Regions from separate parts of the Mus musculus genome. Here all the other regions are linked to region 2. Evidence: chromatin loops called from intact Hi-C (ENCODE). Cell type or tissue: heart. All regions are shown on one strand.

Region 1 (5,000 bases), 320 kb after region 2:
ACTAGTCTCATAAATGCTAGATGCCTCCTCCTCTTGTCGTTTTGGGAGTTGTTTTTCTGTTTAGTCTTGAATGTCCTTTTTTTCCTCGGGTAAGGCTAGTTGTGTCTCCCCAGGGAACACTGACAATTTCTGAAGCTACGTTGTTTGCTTGTTTTGATTTCTCTCTGGAGAGGGGTTGCCACATGTAGTGGAGAAATGGCCAGGAATGCCACTGAACACCTTGCATACGCAGGATAGCCCACCACAGCATCTTGGGAAATCCTGTCAGTTAAATGCCTGAGCGTAAGGAACACTGAGATCTCTCGGTAAGTATTTATTTAATGGATGGTGAATTTTAAAAGAAGTCTGAGAAGGGAACTTGTTTGTGACATGACGTCAGGAATAGAACTCGGTAGATAATCTTACTGAGATGTAACTGCAATGACCTCATTTAAAGATTAAGCCAATCTTTCAAATCAAGTTTTTAAAACAGTGAGATTATTGATAGCTGATTTCTCCATCGGGAAAATAATCTCTCTTTATTTCTTCCTCTAAAATGGACCCCGAGAGGTTACTACCACCCAGAAGGGGGAGGGACCACAGTAACAGTGTTAATGCCAGAGAAGAGGTTTGGGACACAAGGCTTCAGGGTTCATCTTCAGAAGTCTCCCTCAGGAGATGGTGGGAGCCAACACCTGCCACCAGTTCACTATGGGGCACCCAGAAACTCCCCAGTTCACTCTGGGGCACCCAGAAACTCCCCAAAAAGGAGTGAGCACCACCTACGGAAGCGAGCAACCCCAGGAGGCAGAGACCACTGAACCCTATGTCGTCAACGTGAATACACTTACCTAGTTCGTCTTTTGATCTCCCTGATGCGAAGAATGACCTGCTCAGTTCATAGCCACCAAAGAAGAAGAAGTAGCCTGGTACTTCTCGAAGTAAAGTGCTTGAGAGCCCATGGTAGAAGCCCAAGGGGCCGTCCTTCCTAAAGATCTCCTTCACAACTGACCAAACTGTACTGGGGAGACAAAGCAGGAGGCACGCTCAGAGCAGGCGGGAGAATGTGTGTGCATGCGATGAAGACAAAGCAGGAGGCACGCTCAGAGCAGGCGGGAGAATGTGTGTGCATGCGATGAGATTTTTGTATCCAGGATGACTCATGCAGCCAACTTTGCCGTAGCCGTGTGGGTGGCTTTCCTGAGACCCGCCTTTTCTTCAAAGGACACCTGTTAGACTTCTTGGTACTTTTGTTCAACAAACCAGCTGCTCACTTACTCAGGCCTAATCCAGCCTGGTAACCCGGTATACATTTCTCTTCAGTCACATTGACTGAGATGTAAGTAATAAGGAATTAAAATAAAGAGCCATTCAAGTCTGGCAGTAGATAAACCATGCAATATTTGCCCAGTATCTTCCTAATGCCCGGGAGGCTGATCTCCTAACCTAAAGTGTACTAGTTACTTGTTACAAAATATCTGACAAGATGCAAACTTAAGGGAGAAAGGGCTTAAATTCTGGCTCACAGTTCAGAGGGATACAGTCCACAGTGAGGGCAGCAGGAATATGGAGCAGTTGGTCACACATTGTCTGCAGTCAGAAAGCCAGGGTCAGTGACCACTGGTGGTGCAAAGTGGACTCTGTCCTTTTATGCAGTCTAGGACACAGGTGCAAGTAAGGGTACCACCTACTCTTTAGGTGAGTCTTCCTACCTCGGGTTAAATAAAGATAATCCCTCACAGATGTGTCCTTACCTCCTCGGTGATTCTAGATTCTGTCAAGTTGACACTCAACAGTGACCATCACACTATCTATCGATTGATCGATCGATCGATCTATTTACCTACCTACCTACCTACACAGGGAGAGAGAGAAAGAGAGAGTGAGTGAGTTACTTGAAGGCAAGACAAGAAACTTTCAGGGTCAAGTCATAGCCCTTGGGATCCCAGGAATACCCAGAACTGAGTCTCTCAAGCAGGAGGGGGAAGGGGTGACTGCCGAGAAACTCCCTTTTACAGAGAAGCCCTGCTCCTGGAGCAGCTTCAGTACCAGGCAGCCTGAGTCCACATCACCACAGTGTGCTGTGTAGTACGTTGTACCCACATGGAGAGCAAGCAGAAAGCCGCATGCTCCATATGAGCACTCCCTCTGTTCTTGGGTAGCAGGAGAGATGAAGCCTCATGTCCTGGAATGGCAAAGGCAATAAGGACCACCCCCTTCGGAGAGCTCTGTACGGCAGCCACAGCCATGCCCCTGCAACCGTGCCCCCACCTCAGTGTAAGCATACTAAGTGAATCCAGCTCAATACAGCTGCCAGTGAGCCTGCATCCAGGCCTGGGGTGGGGGGAGGTGTTAAAGTTCTACTTCTTACTCTAGGCATTGGCTACAGAGTTGCATCCGTTAGACTGTGAGCTGAATGTATTCACAGCCCCATAGGGAGGAGGTTCTAGCTCAGAAATGGCTCTTTAAAACATTGCAGGGAGACTCTCCGCCTGTGACTAGCACAGAGGGAACCAGTGACAGTGGTCAATTTGTGGACCACTTCACAGAAGATGTACAGACCTGGGGCAGCAGCGACACCCTTCACCCAATCTTCAACCCGATACGTCAAAATAAATAGGCAAGATTTGTGATTAACACCAGTGATAGTTTTTCTATTCTAGAGACGTCGTGTGGCATATATATCCTCATGGTAATGGGCAGGTGCTTTCGAGTCTATGCTGAGCAGTGCTCTGAGCACAGACACCAGATCTACTCACAAGGTGTTGATGAATACTTTCAGAACCTGAACCCTTAGCAAACACACGTGAAGGTTTGGCAAGGGTAAGATTGGCACCAGATTGTGGCGAATATTCATGTGGAATTAGAGGAAGGGCATCAAACACTCACCTCAGAATCTACAGCCACACTTACCTTTTCTCTCAGATCCAGTTCAAAGCTGTCTCCCAAATAAAGCCATGCCTTATACACTCAGGAGGGGAGGACAAAGTGGGTAATTCAGCTCCTTGCTGTCTGCATTTCTGCACTATTATATAACTGCCTAAGACGCCCTCCAGGGGGAGTCCACACACAAACAGTCTTTTCATAAAAGTGTCCCCTGCCGCCGTATTTTAGAATAGAGAAAGCTGTTTCTACACTTACTTACTTTTAACAATATAAGATAAAAAAACACGGTACCCGGAGATGAAGGACTTAACATCTATGAATGGACAGCACTTACTTCTGACTGGCCGCTATCTTTCCTGATGTCTCCATTTCATACATGGTCTGCAGCCGGCATTTCACAAGCTCCGTGGGGCAGAGAACCAGCGCGGCAAAGGCGGAGGCAAAGGAACCAGCAGCTGCATTCTGAAGGTCACTGAAAAGACAGAGAAGGCTCACCATCGGCTTACCCGCCCCTTCGGCTCTCAGCATACCGGAGACACCACGGGGATGTGAGAAGGGAATCTAGGTATGCTATCCCGTCTAGGAATCCCAAGACCCTGAGGCAGACAGCAGTATCCCGGTTCCATATGAGGAATGGCACTTAGAGGTCACATGTCTACAAAGCTGTATGTCAGGCATCAAACCCAGATCTGCCTGACTGCCACATTTGTGCTTATGTCCCACCCCCAATTCCTATACTGAGTACTAGAGTGTGATAGTATTTAAAGCAAGGTTGCTTGTAGGGGATGGGAGGAATATGTGACAGGATTTCTTGGTCTAGCCTTGGCTGTCCTAGAACTTTGTAAACCAGGCTGTCCTCCAATTTACACAGACCCACACTGCTTGTGTCTCCTGAGTGCTGGGATTGAAAGGGTGTGCCACCACCACCACCCGGCAAGCATGGGTTCTTAAGAGGCAGTTAGGAACAGCTGAGTTCCCGAGGATGAGGCCTTCATCTTGAGTTCAGTAGCCTAGAATCTTGTTCTCTCTGCCAAGTGGGGATACAGTGACAAGCCACGACTGAGGGCATGACAGTAGGAATTGAGCCTGCTGGCTTTGACTTTGCAGCCTTCAGAACTTTGTTTGTTTAAGCTTCCTAATGGATGGTGTTTTGTTTAGTAGCCCAAGCTAAGTCACATAAAGAAAACAATGAGGAGGGACCATAGGAGAGAGAAGGAAAGCACCTACAGCCCTACCACCCCAAATATATTCTATGCACACCTCTGTTTATCTGTGGCAATATTCCTTTGGGCCTAAATCCAGCCTGGAATAACCAGATATGTCAATAACCACCACAGATAAAAAGTCTACGTTTTTTGTGATCACAAAGATTTCCCAGTTCAGTTATGACCTCGGATAGGATTTGGCATGGCTTGCATATGCTACCCAACAGTTTCTATGGTGGAAGCTTGGTCCCTGGTGTCTGCTGGTTGAGGTGATGGATCCTTTAAGAGGTGGGGCCTACCCATGTAAACACCTAAACGTGACAAGCCATTGCCAATGCTATCGATTACGATCCAGAACCTGATGGTTGCTGAAGATGACACTTAGTATGTCATCAAACAAAGAAGTCAAGCTGGTGCCTCAGCAGCAGCTTCAGCTCTCTTGATTGGCATTCGTGGTACTAAACGATACTTTGCAAACTACTAAAGGAGAAACTCAGTCATCGAAATCTCCCAGCTACAAACCCTGAGACCTACCACAGTGAGACACCTACCAGACAGACAGACAGGGGCAATATCGGCATAGATGTTAAGGAAATAACCAGCTGTCGGGAAATCCTGCTGCTAAGGTCAAACACTGCCGCTACCAGACAGCCCCAAGCTTGGTACAAAAAGGTAGACTCCCTTTGTGAGCAGGGCTTCCTCTTTTCTGTGGGATGCCAGTCCCCACATTACCCACCTGAGATCCCTGGGGTGCCTCCCCATGATAATGAGGCAGCTCACTATCTTAGCTTTCAGCCAATGACCTGTGCCCTGGATATTCCCGCCTCCATTGGCTTAGGGGGAGGGAAACCTACATTGCAATCAAACCATTCCCAGTGACAGGCTACAATCCTCATAGATCAGAACTCACTCGGCCCTCCTCAGGGAAGC
Region 2 (5,000 bases):
TTTCAATCTAGGTGCACAGTAAAGCTTGAAGTGTGACTACATAGAAATTCCTTTGCAAACTACATGTGACCGCAAAGGAGGTAGGTAGGTTCTTTAGCTAAAAGGCCTAGAATGTAGTGTGGTTTCATAGGATGGTAGAGATCAGCAGGCCATAAAGTACTCCTGACATCTCCCCTAAAGGTGGGTGACAGTCTAGGGAGGGAAGAGTCTGGGATAAGTATTCTGGGGAATTTGGGTGAGGTGTGCCCCTATAGCAAAAGGTAGGTGAGTCTGCCTCCACAGATAGAAAATAGATCACCAGGTCATTAACAAAATCTACCCTCAGCTTTCTGGATGGAATGAAGGTATTTGATTTTTACACCCCTCCCCACTTGAGGAGACACCCCAGCTTGATTAACATTTCTGGTTCTCTTAGTGCTTCTCTGTGAGTAAAAAACCTTTGTGCCCCCAACACCTACCCCTGCTGGTAAATCGCACCCCTAAGCCATTCTATAGGAAAGTAAACTTCCCTAAAGGAAAGGTCTTAAGTCATAGCTGCATATAAAGGTCCTGGGACCTTAGCATTTCTGAAACAATATCCAAAAAAGCACGTGCTGAACCACAGCAAGGACAAAGTGGCAATAGAATGGTAACAGGCAGGTGAGGTCTGGAAATGCAGTCACTAGCAGAATGCTAGAGGCCCTGTGTTGGTCCTGAGCACAGAGTTAAGGCAAAAATCTATGTCAGAGCACAGAACCATGGGTTTGCCTTTCAGCACCGCAAAAAAACTGAATAAAGACAAAGTGGCACGGGTCCTAAGAATCGAACGAGTAAACACATGGGAGTAAAAACTAATACAGTGTCACGCATATAATAAGTTCAGTGACTTCGCCTAAAGCCATTATCAGTGTAATTCAGAAGCGGGTGAGGCCAACAAGAGACAGAGCAGTTAACCGACTGCTTCCACAGAGGAGCAGGTCTTCAATTTCACCTGATTAGATAAAGACTTTACTCTTTCAGGGGGACACTGACAAAGATAGGGGGCATCTCCTTCTCTGCTCTGGCCACCCCTACCCGGTGTGGGCTGTCTTCACACCTACTCAGCCACCTCTCTCCCTGCCTGTCCATTAACCTACACCCCTCTCATTCCTACACACCAGAGTCTACATGAATTTCACTAACAAGGGACGCTGGATAAAACTGCTGGATTAATTAGTTTCAGAGACCTGAACAAAAGGAGCAAGCTCCAATCCAGCAATCCAGACCTAAAGAAATACGCCCAGTATTAAATTCGATGTCAATAACCAAGTGTAAGGCCAGTTGAATGGCTCGATGAGTGGATGCACACAATCTTGAAGCCCTAGGACCTGTTTGCTGAAAGGAGGGAAAACCAACTCCTGGACGTCTTCTGCTGACCTCTCACGCCTAGATTCTCTCCCCCTCCATTCTTCCCCATATACACATAAAACAAATAAATAAATGCTTTAAAAAAAAAAAAGACTCAAGTACAAGTAGGGCAAGATGGCTCAGTGGGTAAAGGCACTAGCTTTTAAACCCGACGACCCGACACACTGACACACATGGTGGGAAAAGCAGCACTAAGTCCAGCAAGATGCCCCTAACCTCCATCACACACACACACACACACACACACACACACAACAATTCAAGTGCAAAGATCACGTCAACTGGGAAAGAAAGGAAGCAATCGCCATGACCACCCAAGAGGGAACCACCAACAGACTATGGGGAACACCTATGACACTCTGGGAAACAATCTACAAAGTATAACTAATTGGAAAAAAAAAGTTCCGAGAACATAAAACGTGATTTCAATTAAGCTAGACAAAATATTTTAAAACAATGCACAAATCTTCAAGAATTCATCATATGCCTGCGACCTATACAAGTTTCAGTAAGTATTTGTTGATTGAAAACGCACATGAAGAAAAGAAAAACAGACCTGCTTTTCATGTTAAATATTCTACGCTGTTTGCATCTCTAAGAGGCTGCATTAATTAACCCCCTGTATTATTAAATGAATGCCTTCAAGGTACAGGACTTGGATGTAGACCTTTTGAGGAGCATTAGCCAGGCATTAGCGAGGTATTAGCACTCCCAGGAGCAACTAGAGTTTTTATACAGCAAGCCCACGCTCAAGAGCTCTTTAATAAGGACCGGGGAAAGTTCTGGGCTCGAAATCGTTGTACACCAGAGGGCTAGTGGCACCCTTGATCTAGAGGGTTTTCCTCCCGGGTTCTCAGGGGTACGTGTCCACAGTCACGAGCCCTGGAGGAACCGAGGAGAAAAGCGCTTTGAGCAGGTGCGTACACGCTGCGGTCAGGCAAAGGAAACTTACTTTCCGACTGGCCTCTTTGGCTGTGACCTGTCTCTCCTGTTCAGGCATCGTCCCCACAGACGCCAAGTTCTTCCTGGGATCCATCCCCGAGCCCAAAGGTCACCTGGTTGGGGGGAGGGAAGGGCGACTTTACAAGCCAGGGAGAGGAGGCGCGAAGAAGCGCATCCGTGGTTCCTGGGGAACACAGGGCTCAGATCTCCCAGCCCCGGCGCTGCGGACTACGGACAGCGAGGTCCGCGGTGCGCTGCAGATAGGGTGCAGCGAGGACCACAGTCTCAGGACGCCCGCTCCAGCGCAGCCCCCTCTCCACCCCGCGCCCCGCTACTGCGGCCGCTGGGGACTCGCCGACACCTCTGAAAGAGCGGACTCTGTACTGGAAGATTAGCTCGTCGCCCGCCCGGACCTCCCATTGGGTCCCAACCGGCTGGCAGCGCCGCGGTGGGGGCAGGGCTGGGCGCCCTCAAGGGGGCTTCCAGACGGGAGGGGGGGGAGCGAAGTGGGCGGGGCGAGTGGGGTGGGAGGGGCGAGAGAGCCGGCTGTCCATCACAAGCCACGCCCCACCACCGCCACCGCAGCGGCGTGGCCCAAGTGGGATGGGCCCGTGTGCGCCCCGCCTGTGGGAAGCGGCTATTAGGCAACCTGCAGGAAGGCGTGTAAGCGGGGGGCGTGGCTAACGGCACACGCTTCCTCAGGAGCCAATAGGATAGAAGAACAGGCAAGCGCTTCCGGGCTGTGAGAGGGGAGGGTGGGATAAGATGGCGGCGGACACTGGGAGCTGGTGCGTGTACGCCGTGCTGCGGTGAGGATCTGGTGGCCTGAGCTCACGAGGGCGTGGAGGGTTTGGAGGCAGTCCAGATAAAGTCTGTAGAAGCGCTTTCTTCGTGCCTCGGTTTACCTCGGTTGTTTCGCATGCCGATCAGCTGTTTTCCTTAACTGGCTACCTGCTGCTTCGTAAACCAGTTGGTTGACTCTCTGCTACTTGACCATCTGTTGATTTCTTCTTTCCTGGTTGATGTTTAAAGTTGTAAATATATTGGTTTTGCCTTTGAGATACATATCGTTTCTTATGTAAGAATTACATAAAGTTGGTAGAAATAAACAGGAATGTTAACCACCCGGTGGTCACTACTATTGTAATAGTTCCATATTTCAAAAGTTGTTTCTGCCCTATGAAAGCCTACCTAAGTTCATATGTGTTTTTGTTCAGGTTGAACATTTATAGCTAGCGAAATAGCGTTCTGAAGAGCAGTGGATACATGCATTCTTGCCAGAGTTTGTATTACATCTTCCTTTCTGAGCTGTCTGCTTCAAGGTCTGTAGTGATTGCTAAAAATATGAATAGGCTAGTTTGTTCTAGCACATTCTTGGCCTTTTCCCGATAAATGGAATGCTGCCAGCTCTGTACAGTGTACATTGTCATGAGTGACTTTCTGCATTATAATGGTCATTGATAAGTAATTCAAAGCTTTGGATTACAGTTACCTTTCTTCCAAGCATTTGGTTTAAATATGGGTATGTATTGGCTAGGAATCAAGTGTTTACCTAACATCTTTGAGGCCCTGAATCACCAGTCATCACCACTAAGGGGAAAAAAATTAATTTTTTTTGTTTTTTTGTTTTGTTTTGTTTTTGTTTTTCGAGACAGGGTTTCTCTGTATAGTCCTGACTGTCCTGGAGCTCACTTTGTAGACCAGGCTGGCCTCAAACTCAGAAATCCTCCTGCCTCTGCCTCTCAAGTGCTGGGATTAAAGGCATGTGCCACCACCGCCCGGCACTTTTTTTTTAAATAATTTTTTTAGCAGACTTAGGAGCTACAGAACTTAATATTAAGCAAGTGTGTAAAAAGTAAACCTTAGTTTGTAGCTGACTTTTTAAATTGACAACAGGTTGATTTTCACCTTTTATTTATCTCAGGTTTTTCTATTCACTCTTCTTTCCTGGACTGATGATATGCGGAGTTTTGTGTGTATATTTGGTCATTGGCCTTTGGGTTATCAGGTGGCATCTACAGAGAAAGAAGAAGTCTGTGTCGACCAGCAAAAATGGAAAAGAACAAACGGTGGTTGCATTTTTCCATCCATACTGTAATGCAGGTGGCGGAGGAGAGAGAGTTCTGTGGTGTGCTTTGAGAGCCCTGCAGAAAAAGTAGGTATGCATCTTTCTTAGCTCAAACACAGCGCTACTGCTTGCTAAGATCATACTGAATTTTAGTTTCCACAGATTTCAGTGTTGCAGAGCTGTTATCCCAACTTACCTGGAGTCTAAAGTGGGAGGATTATTGGAGCCCAGGAGTCATAAGCCAGCCTGGGCAACATGAGAAGTACCTTTTAAAATGGGAATTTAAAAAGAAAAAAGAAAAAGTTAGCTTTTAAAACATGCTTTTATTTCTCAGATGAACAAAACCTGTCTAAGACTAGACCCTTCAAGACCCCATCCTAGGCGGAGAGGAACTCACAATGTCCCTTTAGTGAAGTGCTAACGTCAGTTAATGCTTGCTGGAGATGGGGGACTCATACTGCTTTGTGCTGTAGCCACTTGTAAGTTGCCTTTGTTTAAAACTCTCCCCCTGGGCTCACACAGGCAACCCTAATTAAATGCCCACACACCAGAAAAAGACAGGGAGGCAGGAGAAAAGCTTGCTGGGAAGAAGAGATTTGCTGGG
Region 3 (5,000 bases), 340 kb after region 2:
GGGTAACAAAGAGTGTATTTCTAAGCCACTCTGAGGAACTACTTCAGGGATACAGGAAGAAGAATATCCCCTCAACACCCCACCCCCTTACCTGCAGCCCCTGCTGTGAGGTCGATGGCAGCTTGGATGGCTGGATTGGATTTCATGGCGTTACTGGTTTCTGTGGAAGGCGATTCTCTGGAGGGAAGGGAATGTACCACATATCCCTGGAAAGAAGCAAAAGTTCAGTTAGGCCAGCCTCTTCAGTCCCCCATTCTATAAGCCTGCTACATTACTGAACTTAACTTCCAGGAGTGGGACTGTAGGTTCCTAAGGAGTCCTGATGTATCAACACAGCAACAAACACCAAATAAGGACAGAGTGAGGGATGGTAGTCCCCTGACCCCACGTGATCTGTTGATCCAAGAGATCATACTGGATAAAAGAATATCACACAGCATAGTGCTATGGCCTCCCTCATTTACACAAATTAATACGGGGACAGGTATTAATCACAACTGGCCCAGACCACAGCAGACAGTTTCAGAGGCCTGTGGTGAAAGTTCAGTCTACCAAGCTCAGTCTTAAGTACCATCAGCAGCCTGTGCTGCTCAGCATCAGAGCCTAGGAGCTCCACTGAGTCACATAGCTCCTAAGCCGGAGGTCTTCATCTAGACAAGGTGGGTTGTAAAATTACCATATACAGATGGCCATAAATGCCATGAGGCCCACAAGAGGGCCCTGGCCCTGTTCTTGTCACCTCCACTCCGCCACATCTCAGCAGTAAATGTGGAGATTTGCTACACTGCTGTGTAGTCAGATTCTGACTCAACGGGCCTCAAGCGGGACTAGAGAGTCTCGGAGCGTAAATCCAAGGAAGGCAGGTCATGTGAGCCAGCCACACTTTGGTGCAACATCTGGACTTCTGGGTTCCAACTTTGCTTGATGAGAATCCCAGGGGTATATCCCAAAGAGTCAAACTGCTGCTGTTCTCTTTACAGCAAGACTTGAAATGTTTGGGTTTTTTTTAAAGGCTTTGGGGAAACAAAGTTTCCTTCTACCTTTAGACAAAAAAAAAAAAAAGAAAGAAAGAAAGAAAGAAAGAAAGAAACCTTTCTGAGAAATGAATTTAACATTAACTAGAAAGGAGAATGACTCAACATACAAGATCCAAGTTACCAATCATCCAAAACTATTCTGTATGCTCTCAAAATACAGAATTAATTTACACGTAACAGAGAACAATTTTACTCCTCATCACAATGAAGGGGCTGGTGCATTAGGCCAGGACTCTTTCAAATACCAAAGCCATCCAAAAAGTCCAGAAAATAAGGGCAGAATTTAAAAAAAAAAAAAGTCAATGACCTTATTCCAAGAACCTTTCTTTCTTTTAAAACTAGCAACCTGGTGATTACAGAAACACCTGTGCCTACATTTTTGCAGGGAAAGTAAAAGACCAACCAGGTGGTGGGGAGTATCCACAGTGGTCTCAGAGGAGCTTCAATGTGTTCATTTGTTTCCTCAGGAACTATTCTTTACTAACTTTGGAGGCATAGAAAAGTGTATCTAATTAGGCAGTCACTATAAATCCAACCCTTTCACATACACCAAATGAAAACATTTCAAGTCCTAGAGAAATAATATGTGCAGAATTAACCTTTAATCCCCCCCCCCCCTCCAAGAGCCAAAGGGACAGTAAGTTTGCTGTGAACTTGAGTCTCCTAGAAATGTTAGAAAGGCCATGAAGTCGCATCAACTTGGGGACAAGACCTACATGAGGATGAAAGCAATAGACACACTAACATGGATAAGGAAATCTCGGGGGAGGGGGTCTCAACCCTTGACAAAGAACTACAAACGAGTAAGGAAAGCTGGGAATGGGGGCATAGTCTTCCCCAGAGTACAGTCCCCAGTTGGTTATCCACCATATAGAGACAAGTAGCATTATATGTCCTGAGAAAAAGAGGCCATGAATTTGAAAGGGGGTAGGGGATATGGTTACACCGAAGGGGTTAGGCGTAGAAAAGGGAAGGGAGGAAATGATGTTAATTACAATTTTAAAAAGATATATTTTTTTAAGTGCTTTCCCGTGCTGGGAATTAAACCTAACTTCCTGCATACCAGGAAAGTACTCTTAACACTTAGCCCCCTTCTCAGGGGTATCTGTCAAATTATAGAAGACAGAAACGCTACTAACAGATGAACCCAGAAAGAATGCACAAGGACCTGAGTATCACCTGTGGCTTGGGGGATATGCAGGACCTGCAAAAACCAGACCGGTCTGCGCGGATTTAAACTAATTTAGGAGCCTGCTGTACCATTTGGAGTAGAAACCCCGAATCCTTTGAGCGTCTCACCCTCTTCCTTCAAACTACCCAGCAGTCCCAGAAACAACGCCGCCGACACAACCACTGGTTCCTAGGGTGCCAGAAAGAACTTCCCGGGTGCTCAGCGCAGGTGAGGCTGCCTTTCGCTAAGGAGGGACCCGTCTGGAGCTGCAGCTGGAGCTGCAGCTGGGCTGCAGAAGGCCGCCTGCCTGCCACCACCATCAATCGAACCCCTCGGGCCCAGCCCGGGACAACCGGGGTGCCAACTACTGCCGCAGCTGCGGAGCGCTTCACCCGGCCTGACCCGGATTCTGCTCTGCTCCGCGCAGCGCGCGCACACTGGCCACCGCGCCCGCCCGCCCGAACCTCCGCGTCTCCCGGGACCCCGCAGCGAGCCCGGTGCGCGCGCCCGGAGCCGCGGCACGTGTGCGGCAGGGCGGGGACTGTCAGCCGCGTTCCCCAGCCGGGCCGGTCGCCCACTCGCTCGCTCCCGCCCGCTCCCGCAGCCTCACCGCCGCGCCTGGCTGTGTCCGGCTCGCCCTCTGCCGCCCGCGCGCTCCGCTGGCGGCCGCGGGCCCCCGGGCAATTTTTAAGGTCGCCCTGTGGGTCCGGCCCTCGGGCCCTCCCTCCTGAGACCCCCTCCACCAGCCCTCCCTCCGGAGGCCACGCCCTCCTGAGGGCCCGCCCTCTCGAAGTCCCGCCCTACCGGCCCTCCCCCACGCGAGGCCCCCTCCGCCCCTCCCTCCCGAAGGCTGGCCAAGGAAACGGAAATCTGCTCTCCTCGCTGACTGCCGAGCTGGCAGCCTCCGGGAGGACTCACCTTGAGGTCTCCCAGCGTTATCCAGCCCCAGGAGGCTGTGGCTTTAACAGTAAATGGAAAGTACTAGAATGGTAGTGGTGAACTATAAGTTCCCTTATGGGCAGCTTTTTAAATCATCTGTTTATTTGTCTACAGACAGGGTCTCGCATAGCCCAGGCTTAACTTGCTATATGGCTGAGGGTGGTCAGGAACTTCCTGATCTTCCTACCTCCCCCTTCCAAGAGAAGGAATTTCAGGTTTGTTCCACCAGGCTTGGATTTGTGAGGTGGCTGGGATGAAACGTGGGGCTTCCTGCATGCTAGGCAAGCGCTCTGCCAACAGAGCTACATCCCTAGGTTTTAGTTGCTTGTCTGATTGTCTATTTTGTGTCGCTTTAGGTTTCATTCTTTCTCCCCTAAGGAAATCCATTCCCAGGAACATTATGGAAAAGACAACAATATAAGCTGCCGCTGCAGGTTTTATAGTTCCCAGCGATATATTCCTGAGGCTTTAATTAGAAGCTCAAAGTGACGCTGGAGTGAGGGCGCAGAGGTAAAGAACCTTTGATACTTATCAACTTGACTCAGCCTAGAATCAGTAGAGGGATTGCCTAAATCCAGTCAGTCTGAGGATGGAAAGGTCCGTAGCAGCAATGTCTTGATCAGTAATTGATGCTGGAGAGCCCAGCCCACTATGGGTGGTGTCATTCCTCTGGCAGGAAGTCCTGGATTGGAGGGGGGAAAAAAGCATCGTCCAGAGATCAACCAAGAAAGTGAGTCGGTAATCTGTATTCCTACATGGCTTCTGCCTTGACTTCCTGCCTTCCGTCAATCTGGAAGAGAATGCCAAATAAACCTTTTCCAAGCTGCAGTTTAGGCAACAGTGTTTCATTGCTGCAACAGAACGAAACTAAAATTCAGTTCTTAGCCCACATCTGGTAGCGCCCAAGTCCAGCGCTGGTGTGTATCCAGCTCCCCCGTCTGGCTTCTGTAAGCATCTGCAGGTTCCTTCAGGGGTACACACACACACACACACACACACACACACACACTACACATAAATAAAATAAATCTTTAAAAAAGAATCATAAAATCAAAAGGAGCAGGGAATACTTAAGAAAACTGTGGTTCACAGGAGTGATAAAACTATCTTTAACTCTAGCCCTATTCAATTGGAAGAGTCTCAGGGTCATGTGACCCCTACACCACCAGCTTCCCACTCCGCTTCAGCCTCCCTATGAGCCTTTTCACGTTTTTAAAGATTCCTTTAATTCTGAAATTGATGTGTATGTATGAAAACATGCATGCTGGCACCTGTGGAGGCTGCAAGGCAAAGTTGTCCCTTGAACAACAAGAGGTACCAGTGGTGAGCCGTCTTCCTTGTGTGCTTCCTTTATAGTGATGTGTTTGTGTGTCAAGTTGAGGGGGGAGTGTCAATTGTACTGGCTGGTTTTGTGTGTCAACTTGATCCAGGCTGGTGTTACCACAGAGAAAGGAGTTTAGTTGGGGAAGTGCCTCCATGAGATCCAGCTGCAAGGCATTTTCTCAATTAGTGATCAAGGTGAGAGGGCCCCTTGTGGGTGTCCCTGGGCTGGTAGTCCTGGGTTCTATAAGAAAGCAGGCTGAGCAAGCCAGGGGAAGCAAGCCAGTAAGTAACATCCCTCCATGGCCTCTGCATCAGCTCCTGCTTCCTGACCTGCTTGAGTTCCAGTCCTGACTTCCTTTGGTGATGAACAGCAATGTGGAAATGTAAGCTAAATAAACCCTTTCCTCCCCAACTTGCTTCTTGGTCATGATGTTTGTGCAGGAATAGAAACTCTAAGACAAGTGAGTGCTCTTAACTGCTGACCTACCTCTCTGTCCTCTTGAAAACAGCATGTCACAGGCAAAGAACAC

The links. A loop is a pair of places that touch in the nucleus more often than their neighbours do. Peaks named below come from ENCODE experiments on the same cell type or tissue, not always from the same donor. Only the 100,000 strongest peaks of a DNase experiment are listed, where the experiment ranks them.
Region 1: a loop joins it to region 2, with 2.6 times the contacts of the local background. A loop is called at or near these places in 9 of 42 quality-filtered maps.
Region 3: a loop joins it to region 2, with 4 times the contacts of the local background. A loop is called at or near these places in 8 of 42 quality-filtered maps.

Annotation. Positions count from the first base shown.
Region 1 is chr8:22,380,008-22,385,007 of GRCm38, forward strand. Slc25a15 (solute carrier family 25 (mitochondrial carrier ornithine transporter), member 15) reads right to left here. Exons shown (of 7, transcript NM_181325.4): 4 at 3,200-3,337; 5 at 831-1,000. Among named protein-coding and RNA genes, the nearest start is that of Slc25a15, 16 kb to the right of the region's middle. In heart, a CTCF peak has its summit at 3,033 (motif pointing right); no DNase peak of the experiment used is centred here.
Region 2 is chr8:22,057,634-22,062,633 of GRCm38, forward strand. Atp7b (ATPase, Cu++ transporting, beta polypeptide) reads right to left here and starts at 2,441. Exons shown (of 21, transcript NM_007511.2): 1 at 2,339-2,441. The coding sequence starts at 2,422. Alg11 (asparagine-linked glycosylation 11 (alpha-1,2-mannosyltransferase)) reads left to right here and starts at 3,088. Exons shown (of 4, transcript NM_001243161.1): 1 at 3,088-3,137; 2 at 4,253-4,483. The coding sequence starts at 3,094. In heart, CTCF peaks have their summits at 2,759 and 2,962; a DNase peak (open chromatin) is centred at 3,008; H3K4me3 peaks cover 2,463 bases; H3K27ac peaks cover 1,553 bases; H3K27me3 peaks cover 1,065 bases.
Region 3 is chr8:22,395,622-22,400,621 of GRCm38, forward strand. It overlaps Slc25a15 (solute carrier family 25 (mitochondrial carrier ornithine transporter), member 15), which reads right to left and starts at 3,000. Exons shown (of 7, transcript NM_181325.4): 1 at 2,819-3,000; 2 at 92-206. The coding sequence starts at 146. It overlaps 1810012K16Rik (RIKEN cDNA 1810012K16 gene), which reads left to right and starts at 3,100. Exons shown (of 3, transcript NR_045473.1): 1 at 3,100-3,362; 2 at 3,526-3,657; 3 at 3,824-3,970. In heart, no CTCF peak of the experiment used is centred here; a DNase peak (open chromatin) is centred at 2,990; H3K4me3 peaks cover 2,209 bases; H3K27ac peaks cover 1,650 bases.